Regions from separate parts of the Homo sapiens genome. Here region 1 is linked to region 2. A link is a loop called in an ENCODE intact Hi-C map of the cell type or tissue named here. Cell type or tissue: sigmoid colon. All regions are shown on one strand. Each heading gives the region's core, and the rest is flanking DNA. Links, peaks and the distances in the headings are about the cores only.

Region 1 (8,643 bases), core at 1,628-6,627, 150 kb before region 2:
CACCAGTACCACACTGTCTTGATTACTGTAACTTAATAGTAAATCTTGAAATTGGATAGTGCTCTTTTGCAAAGTTGTTTTTGGTTATTCTCATTCCTTGCCCTTTTCATATGAATTTTAGAATCAGTTTTCCAATATTACAAAAATAACAGTAATAAAGCCTATCACTGGGATTTGATTGAAATTGTGTTGAACCTGCATATCCATTTGGGGAGAATTGGCTCATTAATAATATCATGAATTAATAATATCTATGAACACGGTGAGCCCTTCCAATTATTTAGGTCTTTGATTTCTTTCACCAGTGTTCTATCATTTTCACCATATTGTAAAGTTAGATTTATACCTAATAAATATTTCCCTTTTTGCTGCTATTGTAAATAGTCCTCTCCTTTGTGTTTAATTTTTAACTTCAGTTGTTCATTGCTAAGATATTGAAATGCAGTTGATTTTTGTAAATTGGTTTTGTATCTCATGACATTACTAAAGTTATTTATTAGTTCTAAGGAGGTTTTTAGTAGATTCTTTGGGATTTTCTACATAGATCATTATGTTGTCTACCAATGAAGTAGTTTTGTTTCTTCCTTTTCAATCCATATGCCTCTATTTCTTTTTCTTACCTTATTGCAACTTCCAGCAGTATAAGAATGTGAGAAAAGACATCTTTTCCTTGTTCCCTGTGTTGGGGGAAAGCATGCAGTATCTCATCAAGTATCATGTTAGCTGTGGGTTGGTTTTTAGATGCCCTTTCTCAGTCAAGGAAGTTCCCTCCTATCCTTGCTTGCTGAAAGTTTTGTTTTGTTTTGTTTAATCATGACTGGATATTGAATTTTGTCAAATGCCGCTTTTTCTGTCTCAGTTGATACGAATATATGGCTTTTCTTGTTTTGTCTGTTCATAAGGCATATACATTTGAAACATTTGGAAGTACTGAACTACTCATGCATTCCTGTGATAAACCTTAGCTGTGGTACATTTGTATTTCTTATATATGTTGGATATGATATGCTAATATTTTATGGAGGGTTTTTGATAGCCTGGAGTTTCTCTGTAAGCTTGTTAATGACTCAACCCACTTTGCGTCCTTCCTTTTGAGATATTCATGTATTCATGGTCTAGTGTGGGTTATTCTGAATCCTGGTCTCTCTTTCCTCTCTGTGTGGTTGGTGTTCTTTTGGGTTTATCTGTTTCTCCTTTTTGCCTACATGTTAGAAAAACTTGAAGTTATGCAGCTCAATTCAGGAACAGGATGTAGGAAGAAGTATTTGAGTCCAGTAGCTAGATTCAAATTGATTTGCGTCACATTATTGAGGTCCTACCAAGTGCTGGGTCCCTGTTGTCACCTTAGAAGAACAGTTTATTTGTGTTTATCTGAGCAGTCTAGTTCTCCATTAGCAGGCACATGAGAGGAGGTATTGTTGAGGATGAACCTTTCGTCCATGTCTCTTTGTGGCCTCCCTGTTTCCTCCAGATGCATCCAGATCAGGGCAGAAGCAGAGCCTGCTTCATGGGGACTGAAAGGCCTTCTTTGTCTTTCCACCAGGAGGCTTTTGCAGTGGCAAGGAGGCCTGAGAATGACCCCGCAGGCCGGGTGAGGGGAAATGTAGGGAGTGGCCAGGTTCCAGCCTAACAGGTTATTTTTAAAAAGTGAAGCCCAATGAGGTGGGGAACTTTCTGAAGGGAGGTCTTTGTTTTCACTTGGCACTCAGATGACTCAAAAGTGAGAAAGCAAAGGAGAATGCAGGCAGCAGGGGAGGGCTGACTCTACGCCAGCCTTCTGAAATGACTTCAGCTGTACCTGGGCCTGCAGGTCACAATGATCATGCCTTTGAACTGGGGACACGGTTGAAAAGGCTGGAGGAGGAAGAAAGGGGCAAGGTGTCCACGCCATAGTCCCACTGTCTGCCTGACTGAAGGGCGGTTTACCACAGCTGGCTTTTTGTTCCCTAAAAAATGCAGCGGCCAGAGAGCAGGTGGGAGAGGCCCTCTCTGGGGAGTTGTTCCTCAGAACTGGGTCTGGGGGCAGGAGAGGGGGCCAGCTAATGGCCTGCAGAAGTGGCAAGGCCTGCTGCCTGCTTGCTTGACTCAGCGGTTTAGTTTATGGCAGAGTTTGCACAGACGGAATCGCTTGACCATGTTGTCAACAATCTGAGGCAGCCAAGCCAGCCAGGGAAGTTTTTTTGTTGGTCTCACCGGCTGTCTGGACCCTCCCACTGGAGGCGACCCTGCTCCCCACCTCACCGTGCAGCCTGGGTCCCTGGAGGCTCCCTGGGACATTCCTGCCACCTGCTGCCCTCCTCTCCCACCCAGCTCCTCTCCCTTTTCTTCTGGCCACTATTCTGATTTCAGTCCCCATTGCCTTGCTAGAACTGACACAGCCTCCTACAAACTGACTTCTGTGTCTTTTCTCTCCCATCTCCAGTCCACCTGCTACTAGATTCATTTTCCTGAAGAACAATTCTGCTGTGGCTCTTCTCTGCTCAATAACCTTCACTGGCTCCCCATCGCCCACCTAGCATATCTACTTCCTCAGCCTGGAATCTGATCCCCACCCCATCCCGCCAGCTTTGCTTCCCATCACACCTCTTCACATACCTGTGCAGTTTGCCTAACATGGACAACAACCCTCTTGTTCCCAAATATACTCTTGTGCTTTCCCACCCCTATGCCTTCTGTGGCTGTGTTCCCACTGCCAGAAGCCTCTGATTCCCCTTCTCTGTGTGTTGGAATGCTTTTGTGGAGTCCACACCAGGGCCATGTCTGCTCTTCATACGGGACATGCCTGACCTTCTCCTTCCTCTATTCCTCACAAATTGTAGCTCTCTGGTGGTATTTATCCCCTGTTTTGTTGTCGTTACTTGTGTCTGGATCTTAAGCTCCTTACCCTTTAGGACAGGGTCCGTGTCTAAGCTGTCCTCATATCTTGCTCATCTCCTGGTGACAACACACTGCACTTAGAGGAATCATCATTTTTGTGCTACTTTGTGCCAAGACCTCAAACATTATCCTATTTGTTCCTCCCAAGAAACTTCTGAAAGAAGTTTTAATACCTAACATTTGTTGAGCATTTACTGGAGCAGTACCAGGCTGTTCTAAATATTTTGCCTGAATTAGTTCATTTAATCCTTGTATTAACTCATTAACTCTTTGTAGTATATTTGATTATTATCCCTCATGCCAAAGATGAGGAAACTGAGGCCCAACGGGGTGAACTAGCCCCTACTGTCTGTGTTGAGTGACTGTCTGACCTGTGGGGGTTGCTAGCCATGCTTTATTGCTCCTGTTTGGCCTTCCTTCCTCTGATGGAAGGCAAGCCTTTGGCTAACACTCATACTTCCTTCCCCAGGCCCCACAGGGCACAACGTGATGATCACACGTTCTCAACAATAGTGATTTTTCATCCGTGACACATGCTTACAAATCCCTTAATGGCTTTTCTATTCTTGTTTTGTCGTTTTTTATCCCAGACTAATTTCTTCTTCCCCAGGCTGGCACTTATTTGGCATTGTGCTGCCTGGGGTTTTAATCAAGGCGGCCTACACCCACATTGTGAAACTCAACAGGCACTCACTTCTGGCACGGGCCCAGGGCTGGGTGCCAGGCCTCCTGCTGGGACTGGCCCCACAGCTTCTCCAAATATTTATTTCCCCAGGATAGTGGCAAAAGTACTCAGCAGCAGAACTATTTCTTCTGTGTCAAGGTTCCTTAGGATTATCTTTGGCAAAATGGCAACCAGTGCCGTCTCGTAGCCCTAATGCCAAGCACAGAGCTGGACGTGTATTTGGCCATCAGTAGATAATCCTTGAATGAATAACTTCATTCTCCTTTCCTTTTTAAAAGCTAGGGTTGCCTGACTGGGAAACCAGGAAAATTCTGAAAACAGATGTATCAGTTAGCTTTTGCTAGATAACAAATACAGACACTTCTCAACTTATGGTGAGGTTACTCCTGAGAAATCCATTGCAAGTTGAAAGTACTGTTAAGTCAAAAACGCATTTAATACCCTCAACCTACCAAACATTATAGCTTAGCCTGGCCCACCTGAAACATGCCCAGAACACTTACATTAGCCTACAGTTTGGCAAAATCATTTAGTACAAAGCCTATTTGGTAATAAAGTGTTGAATAACCCAAGTAATTTATTGATGTTCTACTGAATGTATATCACTTCCATACCATTGTAAAGTTGAAAAATCATAAGTTGAACTATCATAAGTCCAGCCATCATAACTGTAGGCACAAAACCTCAGTGGCATACAGCAATAAAAGTTCATTGCTGACATGACTGAGGTCAGCTGGGGATTGGCTCTGCTCATTATAAATTAGGCTTGCTTCTGTGGCTGGGGGTTGGCTGCTGTCATCTGATCTGGGCTGGCTTCTCCTGGGGTAACTGCAGTGACAGCACTGTCCACGTGCCTCTCATCCTTCTGAGGCCAGCAGGCTAGTAGCTCGAGTAGAGAAAAGTGGTCAGATAATTGCATTGTCACAAAGCACACATTGGGTGGTATGAGCACACCAAACTCAAAAGGACCTACCTTTGCTGTGGCACTGAAGAGTGGCCACATTTCATTTTAAGAAAAATCAATATGTAGATATATTTGCTGGTAGAACTCTCTTTTCAAATGGAATCTTACAGAGAACATGAGTAAATGATTCTTATAAGCTGCTCAGGGGTAGGGGCCGAGAGGAGGGTGGAGGCAGAAGTTGTGTGTCTTCCTACTGCTCCTTCTCGGTTTCTGTGGCTACTGGGAAGCCAAAACCAAGAGCTCTCCAAAGTGTCTCTGTCACTGACATTCTTCATTGACCTGAAGCAGAGCGTGGAGCCCCCAGGCCCAGCAGTTAGCCCCGTCAGAGCCTCTAGCCTGCAGGGGATTCAGAATGAGCAGAACTGCAGTGATGTAGTATGGAGGTGGGGGTTTATCAAGCTATTCTCAAGGTTTGGCCACCAGGGTGGTTTCATTCTATAATATTCAGTAACAAGCTTCTCAGAGGTGACAGCTGCCTTTTAGCTGAGCCATCCTAAGAGTATCTGCTGAGGACACATTTTTAAGCCAGCCCCCCAGGTGCAGGTCACAGATGGTGTCTCTTTCACCTGTGCCCGTCACTGTCCTCTGGATAGATTTCAGCTTCCCTGTGCAAAGAATCAAAACATGAAACCCAGAACAGTGCATATGTTACTTTCAATAGAGGCCAGATAGGACCTTTTTCTCTTTAAGTGCTTGTTCCATAACGGATTACTCAAAAATTTAATGGTGTAAAACAACCACTTATTCTTACAAATTCTGCAGGTCGGGAATCCAGACAGGGCGCAGTGGAGAAGGCTTATCTCTACTCCACAATGCCTGAGGCCTCAGCTGAGAAGACTTGAAAGCTGGGGCCAGAGTCATCTGAAGGCTTACTGTCTCACATTGCAGTTGATGCTGGCTGGCGGCCTTATGGGCTGTAACACCTACACATGGCCTCTCCAGTGCTCTAAGCCTCTCATAACATGGTGCCAGGGTTCCTAGGGCGAGCAGCCTGAGAGTGCGGACCAGAAAGAACTGGTATTGTAGGCTGCGACCTCACCTTGCAGATCACGTCGTGTCACTTCCATCACATTACAGGCGGCCACCAAGGCCTGCCCAGCTTCAAGGGGAGAGGAAACAGATTATACTTCCTGATGGGGAGTGGCAAGGTTCTGCAAGAGCATATGAGACTAGAAGTATCGCTGTGGCCATTTTTGGAAAACACAGCCACAGTACATGAACGCAGTGTTGGGTGTTCTTTTATACCCCATTACCAAGGCCAAAGGATTCAGAATATCTGGTTGCAGGGAGCTTGTTTAAGCCTCTTGCCCCCTCTCCCAGACCACTGAGCCCTTGGGGAAAGGTTTTTTTTTTTTTTGCGGCTGGGGGGATACATGGTCTCACTCTGTCGCCCAGGCTGGAGTGCAGTGGCTTGATCATGGCTCACTGCAGTCTCAACCTCCCAGGCCTCCAGCAATCCTCCCAGCCTCGGCCTTCCGAGTAGCTGGACCACAGGTGTGCGCCACTGCACCCAGCTAACTTTTCAATTTTTTGTAGAGATGGGGTTTTGCCGTGTTGCCCAGGCTGGTCTCAAAGTCCTGAGCTCAAAAGATCTGTCCACCTCGGCCTCCCAAAGTGCAGGGATTATAGGCATGAGCCACTGTCCTGGGAAACCTTTATAGTTAGAGCTTTGCTGAAAACAGAGGCCAGAGGCAAAAAACGTAGAAAAAACATAGAAGAGGCAGGAAGCAGTGTCAGTGGTTAAGAAGCAGACCTTGCAGCCAGATGGAAAGGACTGAATCCCAGTTCTGTGTAAACAGCTCTGTGGTCTAGAGCAGGTGCCTCTCTGTGCCTCAGTGTCCTCATCTGTAGAATGAGGGGCATAATAGGGTTGTCATAATAATTTGACAGCCCTATGCCTGGCACATAAGTGCGTAATGAGTATTAGCCATTTATGAAAATAATTATCATTATTGGTATTATTTCGGCTCCTTATAAAAAAAGCTTATGTCTCAGCAAGGGCTGTAGATCCTGCCCCACTCCTGCCAGTCCTGGAGAAGATTTCTTGGCAGTCACACCCTTTTATTTTGTTATTGACCTCATCAGGGAGCCTGTGGGAAACATGAGCTCCTAATCCCAGTAAGACCCTAGCTGTATATAGGGATTTCATTTGTCTGATTTTATCTAGTTACCCAGGTCTTAGAATCTTGACTTTCCAGGAAAAAAAAAAAAATAAAAGAGCATTTAATGTATTTTCTAAATTTTTCCCATTTGTAAATTAACATGCTCTGTTTCCTCAATTCTAAGCTCCCACCAACCTTAAGACCATTGATTTTTATAACTTGTTCGGTTGGTGGGGGAAGAGTGCCAATCTGTTGTATATATAGTACATTCCAGTCTCAACAACATTAAAATGTAGAAAGGTACAAATTGGAATTAAGGAAACACATTGAGTTCACTAGAATTTAGAAGTCTAGAAAAACACCTTAGAACTCCTTATAATTAGGTTGGGTGTGTAATTTTAACAGGATATTTTTGAGCAGGAAAGGACACCGGTCGGCACCTGGTCACAAGCATAAAACTGGGATTTGGCTGGGTGTGGTGGCTCACGCCTGTAATCCTAGCACTTTGGGAGGCCGAGGTGGGCGGATCACCTGAAGTTGGGAGTTTGAGACCAGCCTGACCAACATGGAGAAACCCCATCTCTACTAAAAATATGAAATTAGCCAGGCATGGTGGCGCACGCCTATAATCCCAGCTACTTGGGAGGCTAAGGCAGGAGAATCGCTTGAACCTGGGAGGCAGAGTTTGCGGTGAGCCAAGATCGCACCATTGCACTCCAGCCTGGGCAACAGGAGTGAAACTCCGTCTCAAAAAAAACAAAAAAACAAAACAAAAACTGGGATTTGCCTGAGCAAACTAGAATATCTGCTCCCCTAACCTAAAACCCTGAGTTAAAACTAGAGCTAACCACAGTTAACACACCAGGCACTTGGCTTCCATTTTCTTCTCTCAGTGGTTATATTTTCACACCATGAGTCTTTCTTAACCTTTTTAATATTTATGTCATGAATATTTTCCCATGTTATGAAAGCAAGATTATTTAAAGCTACATTTTTCATAATTACAAAATAGTAATATTTTTAATACAGAATTTTAAAAAACACAGAAAAAGCATGAAGGGGAAATAATCACCCATAATGCCATGACCCCCAAAGAGTCACAGTTGACATTTTGTCTGTAGTATTTTTCTTCAAATATATTATCTGTGGTTTTATTAGGGTGGCGGAAGGGGTGGAGTTACAACTTCTATGCCTGATTTTTTTTTTCTTTGCTAGGTGAACATTTTTGTTAATGGCTACATAGTATTTTGTCATAAGGCTAAACTATAATTTATCTAATTAACAAGTACTATTTGATATCTACAGGTTTTGTAATTTTTCCACTTTTATAACACTGTCATGACTTGTAAATAAATCTTGGCCGATATGCATGAGTGTTTTAAAATTATTAGAGGTGAAGTTATTGGTTCAAAGGATATGCATTTTTTTTAGATTATTTGATAATTTAATGCTAAGTCCAGAGGTGCCTTTTAGACCCAAGCTCAACCATCAACCCTTAAATGTTAGTAGTTATTTCACTACTTATTATATACTTTATGATGTGCTATATTATATACTTACTTTGTGTCAAGCACAGTGCTTTATATGTATTGACTGATTTTACCCTCATAACTTCCTAATAGAGTATATGATCACTTCTATTATATAGGTGAAGAAATTGAGACATGATAAAGTTAAGGCCACACCACTAGAAAATGGCACCAGCCATTGAACTGAGTGGAAATACAACTGGGTTTACACAGAAATGAACTCAGGGCATGGCTGGAGGGACCACTCCCTGGCTGCTATTTATGAAAGGTTACTGACTTCTCCAGACTAGCTGAGTAGCCCTTCCTAGAAGCCCAATACTTAATCTAAGGAGGGACAAAGGTCTGGTCCCACTGAGCAGGACAAACACGTAGTGAGTTCTTTTATTGAGTGGCTGCCTTGTGAGATCCAAAGAAACCCAAACCCTGCCTGGATCTGAAGGAAGTTTCTTCTCATGAAGGGCATGAGAATGAGACTGGAAGGAGCTG
Region 2 (8,558 bases), core at 1-5,000:
ATGCACCATCATACCCGGCCTTTTTTTTTTTTTTTTTTGAGACAGAGTCTCGCTCTGTCACCCAGGCTGGAGTGCAGTGGCACGATCTTGGCTCACTGCAACCTCCGCCTCCCGGGCTCAAGCAATTCTCCTGCCTCAGCCTCCCGAGTAACTGGGATTACAGGTGTGTGCCACCATGCCCAGCTAATTTTTGTATTTGTAGTAGAGATGGGGTTTCACCATATTGACCAGGCTGGTCTCTAACTCCTAACTTCAGGTGATCCGCTCACCTAGGCCTCCTAAAGTCTGGGATTACAGGCAGGAGCTGCCGTGCCAGGCCAATTTTTTTATTTTTTGTAGACATGGGGTTTCACCATACTACCCAGGCTGGTCTCCAACTCCTGAGCTCAAACGATCCACCCCTCGGCCTCCCAAAATGCTGGGATTACAGGCGTGGGCCACTGTGCCTGGCCTTAGATTTGTTTTTTTAAATAAGAGACTCCAGAGACCACTTGCATTCATGAAAGATGTATTAGGGTCAAGCATCCTCCTGCCTAGCACCTTCAAACTCATAACAAAGAAAACCACAATCCCTATTTGGTATTTCTTTCCTCCACCAGCACAGAGTGAATGCTGCCATATGTGACGGTGAAATGTCTGTAAGAAATCTTCAGGGGTATTTTAGAAAGTTAACTCTATTTTTGTAACCAGTATACAAATCAGTTATTAGCTCCTTCCAAAGCTGAAAAGGACTCTCTGATGAAAATCCCAATAGTACTGAAAGAAAAATATTAAATTTCAAGCTCATATTACCTGATATTAGATGCACTTTATGAACTATTAAGTTCATAAAAAAGGAAATTTAATCTATTCTTGTATGGTGGAGTGAAGGAGGCTGGGACCTCTAAGAACACTCAGTCCCATGCACAGACCCAGTGTCAAAGGGGTGTTAAAAAAAAAATGGCACAACCTCAGTGCAAATTAGGTATACCAAAAAATGAACAAAACTGCCACTTTTGTTTTACCATAAACAGAATCATCTACACAATATCTAATGTGCAGAAATAACTGGACAAAATGTATAAAATAAGAACAAAACTACTGAATCTTACCTTTACCATGACAGTGTTTCCAAATATTTAATTAAAATAGAATCAATTTCAATGAGGTCATATGAGCTTAAATCCATTTTACCTTAGAAATGAGTAGTAATTTGTTTAAATTAGTAAACTAAAAATATATTATACAATTTTTTTTTGCTTTTGGATCCTAATTTATTTTTGCCCTATGAATATCACTTATGTAGGCACTAATTCAATTTTTTAAAAAGTTCTGATCACAAATATTTTCTAATGCAGTTTAAGATAAATCCATGACAAAGTATCACTTGCAAATATTACCACGATACAAACATTAACTCATTTGATTCCCGCCACAACCCTAGAGGCAAGTATTATTATTTCTATAACAACCATTTTAAAGATGAAGAAACTGAGGTTTATAGATGTCAAGCAACTTGCTTAAGATCCTAGGGCTTATATGTGATAGGGCAGTGACTCAATCCAGGCTAATCTTCAGTAGGTGCTTTCAACCACATTAAAAACAAGGGTAAAAACTAATTTTTCAACTAGCTCCATGTAGCTTTAAAGAATATCAATAATCATATATTCTTGCTTGGCAGCAGTCTATTAAAAAAGTAATTTTTTCTATGTAAACATTCATATTTAACCACGCAGCCTATCAAGTAGTATTTGACTTCTTGTTTCCTGTTTTTAGATGGATATAACCAAAACAACAACAACAACAACAAAAAACTCTGGTATTGAGCCGACACCAAATACCAAAGTTTTTAAATTTAATCATCGTATAAGCCAAACTTCAGTTATCTCGCATGTAAAGAGCTATATAGAGAAATTTCTCCTATAAATGATTCAGGAGCTAAGCCTAGAAAAATGCGAATCTGCGAACTATTCTCCCTCAGTCCTCTATCCCCACCCCCAGAGTCACTAAAGAAACAGAATACACAACTTCCAGAGAGCCGAGGAGATACAGAACAATCAGGAGAACTGACACTGGACCGTTTCTCCTTATTACATCCATTTGGCTGAAAAGACTTAACTAGAAAGTTGTGTTCTACTGCCCTTTACAAATTTCAGAATTATATGTGACAGTTAAGGTAGCTGCAACACGAGCACATTGTACCAGAGAACGCTGAATCAAGAACATTTATCGCCAGGTCTTAGTTCTAGCTTCTGTCAATTATACAAAGAGTCAGCTATTAAATATTAATGGCATGCCATTTGCGCTGCAGCTCTCGCAAAGAGCCTCCTGCTACCAATTTTTGTGATGAAAGAAAACCTGTCATTTTCTAGATAAACCCCAGGCCACGAGAATCCCTCAGATGAGCGATCGAATTCTGTCCTTCCCAGGGGAAGCTGTCAGGGCCACCCCCATATACCGGGGAGGAGGAGGAGGAACCTGAGGGAGGGCGGGTCCCCGCAGGTCCTGGGTCAAGGGTCTCGTGTTCCCCTTCTCTCCCAGCCATCCGCGACAGGTCGGGAGGCGAGGCGGGGCGGGGCTGGGCCGGCTGTCCGCACAAAGAGAGCCAGCGAGCTAGCCCGCGGACCAGGTACCCCGGGCCGCTGGGGGCCGGGCGGGGCGGGGCGAGGCAGGGAACACTTACCCAGCAGTAGCACGTTCTTCCCCGCAGGGAGCTTGGAGCGCGAGCGGGTGGAGACCTCGCTGAGGATGCAGGACCTAACGGGAAGCAAGGCGTACGGTGAGGCCGGAGGCCGGAGCCGCAGCGCGGGAGGGACGGACCCGGCCTCGGCGCGCCGGGGATGGGGCTGCCGGGAACGCAGTGGCCGGGCCCGGCGCCGAGCTCCAGCGGGCACGGGATCCCGAGGCGTCCGCGCAAGGCCGGGGGAGCCAGCGGGGGCTGAGGGAGAGGTGGAGTCGTTACCAAAGGTTCTGCCCGTCCTCGTCGTCGCCTGCCGCGGCGCCACCGTTGCCCGACGCTATCTCGTTGCCCAAGGGGCCGCCAGTGTAAGTCGAGGATAATCCCGGCGGAGAAGAACCGAAGGAGCCGACTCGCCCCACGGCCGCCATCTTGGTCGGGAATCACACCACTCCCGGCAAGACTAAATGTGCGAGGCGGCTGAGGCGGTGGCGGTGGAGGCGGCGGGAACCCGGATATGGGGCGTTCAGCGCACGGGAGCGGGGCGGGGCCTGCGGGGGCGGGGCCCCGGGCCGGGCCAGGACTGATGGAGCGAGCGAGAACGGACTGCGCGTGCGTGGCTGCCTGGCCGGCGCTGAGGGGCTGAGCGTACGCGGGCGGCGGGGTGGGCCGCTATGCTGCAACTGAAGCCCAGTGATCTGACAGTATGGAAGTGCTTTCCTTCCGCTCATCCGCGGCCCTGGGCTGCGGCAGGGGGGTTGGGTGTGTCAGGTGAAAAGTGCTCCCTCCCACCCTTCAGACAGGTCCCCAAACCCTGCGGCCTGCGCGGAATTCCTGCATTGTCATTGCCGGCCCACCCACTGTTCAGGCTGAGAGCGGTCCCCCGCCCAAACCGGCGCTTCGCCGGCGCCAAGATAGAAATGGGTCGCCCGGCTGGTAAAGAGGCTGCCCTGCAACCCTGGGCTGGAGTATTGCTGTGGTCCTGGATTTCTGGACTTTATTTGCGTTCTCAAGTGGCGAAGTGTTCCTCAACCTGGACCCACATCAGAAGCAGGTTCTCCGAGCCCCTAAGCAGCGGCGTGACAAAGTAATTGTTTACCCTGGAAATAGACTGTTATTTTTTAAAAATTATTGTCAGGGCTTGCTTTAATGTTCTTAATGTTTTTGTATGAGATCCTCCATGTGAGATTTGAAAAGATCCACTATGCGGGTCATCTAACCGGTCACTAGACATTGATTCCACACTTACTACGTCGAGCACAGTTGACACTGGGAATACATGGATGGACTTATACTAGCCCTAAAATAACTCCTTTTCTATTAGAACTTTACTAGGTAAAGGTATTTGAATGTCTGAACTCCATGTTTAGAAGGAGTCATTGGTTTTAAGGCTCTGTCCTAGTACACCTGTAAGAGCATTTGCTTAAAATTGCCTGGCCTTTGTATGTTATCTCTGTCACTTCATATTTGAAAATCACTTGCTAGAATATGGCCTGATCAATGCTGTTATGCTAGTGAGAAAATCCACAACTAAAGACTATTTGCTATATATTAGCATTACGGTTAGAAGTCTGGAAGCCTTTGGAGGCTGGCAAATCTGAGTTCAGGTCTAGCTCTTCGAGTTTACTGGCTGTGTAACCTTAGGCAATTTACTTAACCTCCGTGAGTCTCAGTTTCCTTATCTGTCAAATGAGGATAAAAGAACTTAGAGTTGTTATTGAGATTAAACGGGATGATTCATGTAAAATGGCTTAGAATAACGACTGGCAAATCTTAAGCGCTTACCACATGTTAATTGTTATCAATGACTTTCTTTACCTTTCACACCATTAATATCTGACCAACCTCTAGAAGTGATGGGCCTAAAGAACTCTTGGAGCTAAAATTCTTTGTCACCTGTAATGCCAGCGCTTTGGGAGGCCAAGGCAGGCAGATTGCTTAAGCCCAGGAGTTCTTGACCAGCCTGGGCAACATGGCGAAACCCCGGCTCTACAAAAAATTAGCCAAGCGTGGTGGTGTGTGCCTATAGTCCCAGCTATTTAGGAGGCTGAGGTGGGAGGATCACCTGAGTCCAGGAGGTCGAGGCTGCAGTGAACTGTGATCATGCCACTGCAATCCAGCCTGGATGACAGAGCAAGACCCTGTCACTAAATAAATAAATAAATAAATAAAATAAAACTTTTGATTTTGTTGTTTATATACTTAAGAAAGGAACCAGAACCCTCCCCAGTAGTCCTACACTTTCTGTGGCACAAAGCAGGATGGAGACCCCCAGGAGAAGCTGAGTCTTTATGTTACTGTTCTAAAGGAGAGCTGTATACTGCTCTTGGCCCCTCTGAAAGCCATTTTACTCTGTACTTTATTCTTTCAGTCATCTTCCTCAGAGCATTTTCCCCTCAATTTTGTTGTCAGTTCCATATCATATTTGCTTAGTCTGAGAAGTGTTTACTTTTATAATAGTGTCAGGCTTCAACACCTCATGACTTCCAGATGCTCAACTACCCACCTAAATTGAGGTCAAAGTTGTATTCCTTGTGGTTTTATAATATCCCTATCCAGCATTCTTCCATTAAGGTGGCTGACAAAAGTGGTCATTTATGAATGCCTACTATGTGCCAGGCACTCTGTGTGTTGTATTTGCAATCCTCATACTTTGTAAGGGTCAGCAAAATTAAGTAACCTACCCCAGGTCACACAGATCAGAAGTTTATAGATAAGCTGAGATTTTTTACTGTCTAGTCTGTAAAATGACCTAGGCCAAACCATGTTAAAATAAATGTCCTCGTAATTTTAGATGCTATTCTGGTAAATACCTTCTGTGAAAACCTCTACATTACAAAAATAGGGAAGCTATATATTATGAGGAAGTCTATAAAAGGAAATAATTCATCAGTCCCTTGGAATTTTTGTTGCATAAATGCTGTTTTATAATTGACCTGTTTTCTATACTATGATTGCTTTTTCTTTATTGCCCAATGTTTTCTTACATCTAAAATTAATAACCATCTTGTTTTTCTTTTTTCTTTTTTTTTTTTTTTTTTTTGAGACGGAGTCTTGCTCCATCGCCTAGGCTGGAGTGCATTGGTGCGATCTCGGCTCACTGCAACCTCCGCCTTCTGGGTTCAAGCAATTCTCCTGTCTCAGCCTCCCGAGTAGCTGGGACTACAGGTGCCTGCCAACACACCTGGCTAATTTTTGTATTTTTAGTAGAAACGGCGTTTCACCTTGTTGGTCAGCCTAGTCTCAAACTCCTGACCTCAGGTGATCCACCCGCCTTGGCCTCCCAAAGTGCTGGGATTACAGGCGTGAGCCACTGCGCCCGGCCAACCATCTTCTTTTTCATTTGCTTAGATTTCCATGTCTTTAATTCAGTTTCAAATTCCCGTCCCAGCTGTGTAAAACTCCTTGTTAGGTATTTTAACAATTTTACCTTCTTAAAGACACCTTTAAGAACCTTCTAGCCTGCTCCATTCTGAGTTGGTTATTCTGAAACTGAATACACAGCTGTCATCCTGTGATCTTTCACCATTGTTCAGAAGATTCCCTTTGCCTCAATCTTGTGTCTTCTTGTTTTAGTGGAGAACTTCCCCCAATAGTTTTCTGATAAAAAGGCTCACTGGTAAGTCTTTGGACACCAGTGTATCCAGTCAAGGTCAACCAGAGGAAAAATGGCATTCTTAAGGGGGTGCTAGAGGAAAGCTTAATAAAGGGACTGTTTACAAAGGTGTGAACAGTGTGAAGAGATAGGACTAGCAACAGCAGGAAGCCTTAGGCTTGAAAGGGATAGAGGAAGGAATGTTTACTAGAATCCAGAGAGAGATGCAGCTTATAGGAAAGTGTTGCCCACCAAGATTTATAGTCTTCAGTAAAGGAACACAGTATCCATCCCTTTCTTTCTGCCCCCTGGTCTCCCACCAGTGTTGCCCTTTGACCAAACCCAACCAGGAGCCAGAGGACAAGAGACCCAAGTGAAGCAATCCATGCAGGTCTACCTCCCTGAGCACAAAGTGGGAATAGAGAAGGATCTCAAGGGGCAAACAAGATATCTAGCACACCTCCTGTGTTTGAAAATGCATTTAATCTACCCTCACTTAATAATAGTTTGGTTAAGTATAGAATTCTTGAGTTACAAGCTATCTTCCCTTAGGTTTTTAAAGCCTTGGCCCCCTTATCTGTTAGATTCTAGTGTTACCATTGAGAAATCCAAAGCCATTCTGATTTCTAAATCTTTGTTATGTGTTCTTTTTTCTCCTTATTGGAATCCTTTGCAACTTCTACAAATTCCCACTAACACATCTATCCCCCTTCCATTATTTGCACTTTCATACTCTTCCCTCCTGCTAAGTATCGAAAGAATAATCCATACTCTTATACTAAAGCATTCTCTATGCACTAGAACCCATCTCCTATCCTCAACTCAATGACATTGTTCCAACAATTATTCCCTTTCTCTATATAATCATTTTTTATTTCCACTAGATTATTGCCATTAACATACAAACATACTATTGATTCTCTAATTTTAAAAAAAAGAAAGAAACATTTCCCTGAACCCCATTCCTTCACCAGCTACTACTACATATCTTTCCTTTTATTTGAGGGTCTCCCTCTGTCTCCCAGGCTGGAGTGCAGTGGTGCAATCTCGGCTCACTGCAACCACCGCCTCCGGGATTCAAGCTATTCTCCTGCCTCAGCCTTCTGGGTAGCTGGGATTACAGGTGCACACCACCACACCTGGCTAATTTTTGTATTAGAGACAGGGTTTCACCTGTTGGCCAGGCAGGTCTTGAACTCCTGATCACAAGAGATCTGCCCTCCTCAGCCTCCCAAAGTGCTGGGATTACAAGTGTGAGCTACCACGCCGGGCCTCTTTCCTTTCTTTGCCATCAAAACTCTTTAAAAGAATTGTCTCTCTATGCTATCTTAAATTCCTCTTCCCCCTTGCCCTTATGGCTCACTTCAATCAGGCTTTTACCCCTATGACTCTACAGAAACTGCTCTTACCCTTGTCAATGACCCCCTTATTGCTTAATACAATGGTACACTCTTTATCCTTGTCTTTGTTGACCTATCAACAACACAGGATACAGTTGCTCATTCCTTCTGGATATCCTTCATGTCGCTGCCAGGTCACCATGTTCTCTTTGTGTTTTTCCTCCCTTGGTAGCTGTTCCTTCCCAGTCTCCTTTTCTTTACTCATTTTTCTGACTGCTATGTGTTCAAGGACCCCAGGACTCAGTCTTTGTTCCTCTTCTCTCTCTTGGACTCAGTCTTTGTTCCTCTTCTCTCTCTACACTCACTCCCTTGGTGATGTCATCCAGTCTAACTACTTTAAATTCCATCTATATGATAAAGACTTCTAAATTTATTGCTCCAGCCCAGAGCTCCATCTGGAACTCCAAGTTAATATAGCCAACTGCCTATTCCACATCTCCACTTCAATATCTAATAGATATCTCAAACTCAACATGCCCCAAACTGAACTTCTGTCCTATGGGAACAAAGTATCTTCTACCTATGGCTTTCCCCATTGGGTAGCAACTCCTTGTTTCTTTGTTGCTTAGGCCCAAAACCTGAGTCATGCTTGACTTCTCTATTTGTCTCACACCACACATTGAATCCATGAGGAATCCTGTTGTCTCTACCTTCAAAATATACCCACAATCCAACTTCTTACCGCACTTCCCCTGATACCCTTTGACCTGAGCTATCATTTCTTGCCTAAATTCTGTAAAAGGCTCTTCAACATAACATCTAGAGTGATCCTTTAAGAATGTAAGTGAGACCACGTCACTTCTATGCTCAAAACCCAACAGTGGCTCCTCATTTCAGTCGGAGGAAAAGACAAAGATGTTACAATGACCCATAACGCCATGCAGGATCTGGCCCCACCGCCTCTCTG

What was found. Peaks named below come from ENCODE experiments on the same cell type or tissue, not always from the same donor. Only the 100,000 strongest peaks of a DNase experiment are listed, where the experiment ranks them.
Region 1: a loop joins it to region 2, with 2.2 times the contacts of the local background. A loop is called at or near these places in 2 of 110 quality-filtered maps.

The regions. Positions count from the first base shown.
Region 1 is chr3:32,418,769-32,427,411 of GRCh38, forward strand. All of the region lies in intron 1 of CMTM7 (CKLF like MARVEL transmembrane domain containing 7), which reads left to right. Among named protein-coding and RNA genes, the nearest start is that of CMTM7, 31 kb to the left of the region's middle. RefSeq lists enhancers at 872-2,071, 1,303-1,362, 1,423-1,492, 1,583-1,662 and a silencer at 5,118-5,207. In sigmoid colon, for the core only: no CTCF peak of the experiment used is centred there; a DNase peak (open chromatin) is centred at 3,573; H3K27ac peaks cover 4,611 bases.
Region 2 is chr3:32,567,684-32,576,241 of GRCh38, forward strand. It overlaps DYNC1LI1 (dynein cytoplasmic 1 light intermediate chain 1), which reads right to left and starts at 3,175. Exons shown (of 13, transcript NM_016141.4): 1 at 2,942-3,175; 2 at 2,663-2,736. The coding sequence starts at 3,087. RefSeq lists an enhancer at 2,383-3,168 and silencers at 2,443-2,932, 3,113-3,372. In sigmoid colon, for the core only: CTCF peaks have their summits at 2,699 and 2,949; DNase peaks (open chromatin) are centred at 2,588 and 3,198; H3K4me3 peaks cover 2,637 bases; H3K27ac peaks cover 1,711 bases.